2 separate regions of the Homo sapiens genome follow, and region 2 is linked to region 1. A link is a contact called in ENCODE Hi-C or POLR2A ChIA-PET data. All regions are on one chromosome and are shown on one strand. Each heading gives the region's core, a stretch centred on a gene start or an enhancer-like site at or near the end of the contact. The rest is flanking DNA. Distances are from core to core; before and after follow the strand shown.

The links. Hi-C counts contacts between places; a loop is a spot of excess contacts on that map. ChIA-PET counts read pairs that join two places held with the same protein, here RNA polymerase II (POLR2A). Pooled maps may share reads with other maps.
Region 2: a loop to region 1 is called in a pooled map, with 7 times the contacts of the local background. The contact joins the enhancer-like site here to the promoter of ZNF75A in region 1. A Hi-C loop is called at or near these places in 2 of 50 pooled maps. POLR2A ChIA-PET finds 5 or more read pairs at or near these places in 4 of 52 experiments (AG04450, CD8-positive, alpha-beta T cell, WTC11 and 1 more).

Annotation. Positions count from the first base shown.
Region 1 is chr16:3,304,047-3,306,746 of GRCh38, forward strand. ZNF75A (zinc finger protein 75A) reads left to right here and starts at 1,451. Exons shown (of 7, transcript NM_001302109.2): 1 at 1,451-1,597. TIGD7 (tigger transposable element derived 7) reads right to left here and starts at 1,384. Exons shown (of 2, transcript NM_033208.4): 1 at 1,166-1,384. RefSeq lists an enhancer at 945-1,474.
Region 2 is chr16:3,003,497-3,006,276 of GRCh38, forward strand. No RefSeq gene overlaps it. Among named protein-coding and RNA genes, the nearest start is that of CLDN9, 8.0 kb to the right of the region's middle. RefSeq lists enhancers at 267-1,225, 372-666, 2,472-2,766 and silencers at 331-624, 372-666, 611-710, 721-810. Within about 2 kb of position 1,340, at least 13 of the 41 ENCODE cell types and tissues checked have a DNase peak (open chromatin) inside an H3K27ac peak, as active enhancers do.

The DNA of each region.
Region 1 (2,700 bases), core at 201-2,700:
AGGATGGTCTCGATCTCCTGACCTCATGATCCGCCCGCCTCGGCCTCCCAAAGTGCTGGGATTACAGGCGTAAGCCACCGCGCCCGGCCAGGATTTACTTTCTTAAATGCACTCTTTTCATTCCCATTCAAAGGACTCCAGTATAAGTGCCACATAAACTCGTTTTCTAACTTTTAAAACTCTTCCTCTAAATGCAGCCCAACTCAGTAAAAACGTACCTAAGATCTCACAGTCTAATGTTTCCAGCTTTTAAAGCCTTTACTCCTACCCTTCCCTCTGCCTGGAAAGTGTCTCCATTCCCTGCTGTGGACAAAATCCCTCAAGGTCTTTTATAATTTCCCCCAACCCCAAATCAACTTGGATTTTCTTGGAGTTCTCACAGCATTCAGTTTATGTCCTATTCTTACCCTTGTGTTACTGATATTCACGAAATTGCTCAGTCCTTTCAAGAGATTGCTTAAGGACAAAGACTTCTTACTCAACTCTGCAATATTGGCTACACATAGCTGACTTAATAAATAGTCCCTTGACTGGTATAAGCTGACGTTACAAAAACTGGTAATTCCGAAACCACTCATACTGGACTTATTAAATAATCCCTCAACTGGTACAGACTGACATTACAAAAACGGATTAATTCAGAGATCACTGAACACCCAAAACACTCAGATTCTTATAACTATGATTCAGTAAATATGTGTGGAATGCCTATCTTACCAGGTGACTATGTTAGGCGCTGCATGAGATATAAGATGAAAACAAGGTTCCCATTTTCCAGGGAAGAATACTGGAGTGGAAAACGCAGAGGATACCACAACAGGAGAGCTATTTCCGATTAGCGGCCGCCACTGCTGAGCTATGTGACCCTGAGCAAGTCACTTCTTAGGTCTCCGTTTCTCTGTCAAGGAGAGATAGAAAAAGAACCTATTTCACAGGTTCAAACCTACCTCAAGAAAAAATAGTTGTGGGGAATGCGTCACGAGACCTAGAAAACGGTACAAAACCCTCGGGGGGCCGCTGTTTCTGACCTAGCGAGTGGCCCGACCCGGACAAAATGCCTCTTCCTCGAGGAGGCGGCGACGAGCCCAGCAACAGCTCGAGCACGGCCGGCCGGGCCGCGGGAAGCCCGAGAACGCGGCGCGCGCAGCTGGGAGGCGACCCTTACCCGGCGAGGCTCCCGGGACCAAACGCCGCCCGACAGCCACGCAGAACAGACGCGGCAGTGCGACGCCTCCCCCACTGGGGACACGAGACAGCGACAGCCACGCGGTGAGCCGGTACAAGGCCCTCTAGGCTTCAGCGGGTCTGGATACTCGGTGGCATTAACCCTTCCCTACCGCCGGGGAAGACAGCAGTTTCTCTGGCGAGGAAGTAGGCCGGGCTCAGGCGCCTTAGCCAGAGGGCGGGCCTGCGCCACCCTCGGAAAGCGTCACTTCCACTTCCGGCCGGCGCTCTGGCTCTGTACCTGGACAGGGCTGCGGTAGGCCAGCGGTGGGCTGGCGGTTGCGCTCCTCAGATCGGCGGCCTTTCGGGCGGTGGCTTGCGTTTGAGCCTCAGAAAGCGAGGAGCGGCCTCCACGGAAGCCAAGCTGGCCGAGGTAACCGAGAAGCGGCTTCCCCTATGGCTTCGACCCTGGAGCCGCTGGAGCGGCGGCGGCCGCAGGGAGGCAGCCATTTTCCGTAGGCGGTGGCCGCGGCGCTTCCGGGCCGCGCGGCTGGAGCCTGAGGCGGGGCCACCGTCGGGCACGAGAAACCATTCTCTCCCCGCTTTTCGCAGCTGTATCCCAGAGGCGCGGCTGAAGCTCGCTGGGACACTGCCCGCTTGCCCAGTGCCCACGGGCACGCCTGTCGCAGACACAGGCTGTGGCGAATCCGAGTGCTGGCGGGCAGCAGTGCCTGCAGCTGCGCCCGCAGACTCTTTCCCGCCTCCGCCGGCATTTCCGTGTCCGGCCGATGTCATGCGGTCGGTTGAGCCTCAGGGCTAGCAGCTTCTACTGATGCAAAAACATAGGAAGTGTCTCTTTGCTTCTGGAACCGGGGTGGGCAGCAAGGAGCTGGCCACTTCTTTGAATACCGGTGGCATCCTGGGCAGAATTTCGGTGCCGTTTCTGCTGGCTCACTTCAGGAAAAGTGAGGCTCACGGCTCTCCTCAGCCCCCCTTAGAAGTCTAAATGACCTTTGGAGAAATACAAAGTCAGCAGAAAGTTTCACTTTCATCGTCACCAACTCCTGTTGGAGTTGATATTTCATAAACATCAGCGACAGAAAGAAAATACGACTTGATATTTTGTAAATAAAATATCCTTTTTTACAAGTTGATATTTTGTAAACAGAGGTCAGCTGTAATTTTCTCCAGATCAAGTAAGCACAGTTAAAAATTCATATAGGCCTGGCGCGGTGTTTGACGCCTGTAATCCCAGCACTTTGGGAGGCCAAGATGGGTGGATCACGAGGTCAGGAGATCGAGACCACCCTGGCCAAGATGGTGAAACCCTGTCTCTACTAAAAACACAAAAATTAGCCGGGCATGGTGGCACGCGCCTGTAATCCCAGCTAGTCGGGAGGCTGAGGCAGGAGAATGGCTTCAACCGGGGAGGTGGAAGTTGCAGTGAGCTGAGATCACGCCACTGCACTCCAGCCTGGGTGACAGGGCGAGACTCCATCTCAAAAAAAAAAACAAAATTCGTATAAATCATCTGCA
Region 2 (2,780 bases), core at 90-2,589, 300 kb before region 1:
GAGGCTGAGGCAGGAGACTCGTTTGAACCAGGAGGCGGAGGTTGCAGCTGAGACTGCGCCAATGCACTCCAGCCTGGGGGATAGAGCGAGACTCCGTCTAAAAAAAATTTTTTTTTTAAATTTAAAGACCATAATAATTAGCCGGGTGTGGTGGCGTGCACCTGTAGTCCCGGCTACTTGGGGAGGCTGAGGCGGGAGAACTGCTTTAGTCCGGCAGGTCGAGGCTTCACTGAGCCAAGACCGCGCCACTGCAATGTAGCCTGGGCGCCAGAGTGAGGGGCTCAGTCCCCAAAAAAGCCACCTAAAAAACAAACAAAAAAAAAATTGGTGAGGCGCCGCGCCTCGGTGTCGCAGCGAATCCGCAGATCCTCAAGCCAGGTGGGGGCGCCCACTGCGCGTGTGCAGCGCCTGATAGCCAGGCTAGCTGAGGGCGGGGAGCAGCTGCGGCACCTGGGACACAGCGATTGGCTGGGACCAGGAGAGGGCGGGAAGAAGAACTTGGCGGAGCGCGCTCATATCTCTGATTGGCTGCCAAGGGTAGCCCTTGACAGCTGCCGGGTGGGACCCGTAGACCGCGAGCGCACTGGCCCGTGATTGGTTGGGGTGCGGCGGCGAGCATCTGCGATTGGCTGGGCCGCTCGGAGTGCGGCGCTTGGCCACCTCCCGAGGTACCAGGTCACGGCTGGCGGCGCGCTCTGGGGCCCTGGGCTGGCGGCCGCAACCGGGGTGGCGGCCGCAGCCAAGCTGGCGGCGCGGCTGCCCCGCTCCAGCTCGCACCCGCGGCTCGCCCGCGCCCGCGCCCACTCGCGATTGGGCCGGGCCCGCTCGACGCTGCCGCCCACCCCGCTGCCCCCGCCGTCCCTGCCGCACCCGCCGTTGCCCGGCCTGCCGCCCGGCCTGAGCCCCGGGCCGCCGACGCCCTCCGCTCTCGCCCTGGCCGAGCTGCCACCGCTGCCCGCGCTCCCGCTGCGGCCCGAGCCGCTGGCGCCCTGGGGCCCCGGCGCGCATCTGGCACTGCCCGAGCTGCCGCCCGAAGCCTGCTCACCCGCGCTCTCCGCCGCCGTGCTCGCACTGCAGGACCTGCCGCGCCTGCCCGCGCCCGCGCGCTCCGCCCGCGCTCCTACCGCTGCTTCCGCTGCCCGTGTCCGCCGTCGCCTCAGCCCCTGGGCCCGTGGGCGCGCTCGTCCGCCCGCCCCTGGTCTCCGAGCCGCCGCCGCATCCGCTTCCGCCGCTGCCCGCGCGACCCTCTCCCTTCAGCCTGCTGACGGCCCCCGAGACCCGCGACCCATGGCTGCTGTCCGCCTTTCCCCTGCCACCGCCCGTGCCCCTGTCCCCGCATTTCTTCCTGTCGCCGCCCTGCTGACCTGGCCCCTCCCGCGGCGGGTGAGTAGGCAGCCCCCGACAGGGCCAGTGCCCGTAGCCACCTTCCCCGGGCATGGATTCAGAGGACGGGGGTTAGAGCCCAGTTTGGGGAAGAGAGAAGGAGAATCGGAAGCAGCTCAGGTTTGGTAGAGAAAGGAGCGAGTCTGAAAATAGACTTGTCTAAAGATTCGGGTCTTCCATTTTCCCCTGCTGCCCTCCAGCAGGCCTCTTGCTAGGTTATTTGAGAATGTAACCCGTCCCCTGGGCTGATAACCTGGCTAGTGATCAGGGCAGCGGGCGGGGCCCACAGCACGTGTCCAAGGAAATGGGGATCAAGGGTATGAAAACAAAAGTTTAAAGTGCTGGGCCGGGCGCGGTGGCTCCCGCCTATAATCCCAGCACTTTGGGAGGCTGAGGCTGGCGGATCACCTGAGGTCAGGAGTTTGAGACCAGCCTGACCAACATGGAGAAACCCTGTCTCTACTAAAAATACAAAATTAGCCGGGCGTGGTGGCACATGCCTGTAATCCCAGCTACTCGGGAGGCTGAGGCAGGAGAATCGCTTGAACCCGGGAGGCGGAGGTTGGGGTGAGCCGAGATGGTGCCATTGCACTCCAGCCTAGGCAACAAGAGCTAAACTCCGTCTCAAAAAAAAAAAAAAAAGTTTAAAGTGCTTTAACTATATCCAAATATTTCATTTCTCTTATAAATAAAGGGTCTGGATGCCATGGCTAAGGCCATCCTCAGTGTATGGCTCTTGAAAATTCTGATCCTGCCGCAAAAGTCTTTTTTTTTTTTTTTTTTTTTTTGAGACGGAGTTTCGTTCTTGTTGCCCAGGCTGGAGTGCAATGGCATAATCTCGGCTCACCACAGCCTCCGCCTCCTGGGTTCAAGCGATTCTCCTGCCTCAGCCTCCTGAGTAGCTGAGTTTACAGGCATGCGCCACCACGCCCAGCTAATTTTCTATTTTTAGTAGAGACGGGGTTTCTCCATTTTGGTCAGGCTGGTCTCAAACTCCAGACCTCAGGTGATCCGCCCGTCTCCCAAACTGCTGGGATTACAGGCATAAGCCACTGCGCCCGGCCTTTGAAAAGTCTTCAGAAGTCAAATTTTCAACTGAAACAGATCCAGGGGTCGGGCTGGCTGTGCGCACCAGGGAAGCAGTGGTGGGGATCGATACTGGACCCAAGGGTCACATGCAAGGGCTGTGAAGTCATCCCCATGGGACAGGAGAGCTTCCCCCACCCCCACCCGGGCTGGGCCCTGAGAGGAAGCTCCTGTTCTCTCCAGCTTTGCCTGCACCCCACCTGCCAGTTTCTGTGCAGCCTCTACAACTTAATAAAGTTCTCTTTGTTCCCTAGGTGGCCTGAGCTCAGGTAATCAGGCGAAAATTCTTTCTCAGTGGGCTCTTCTCCAGC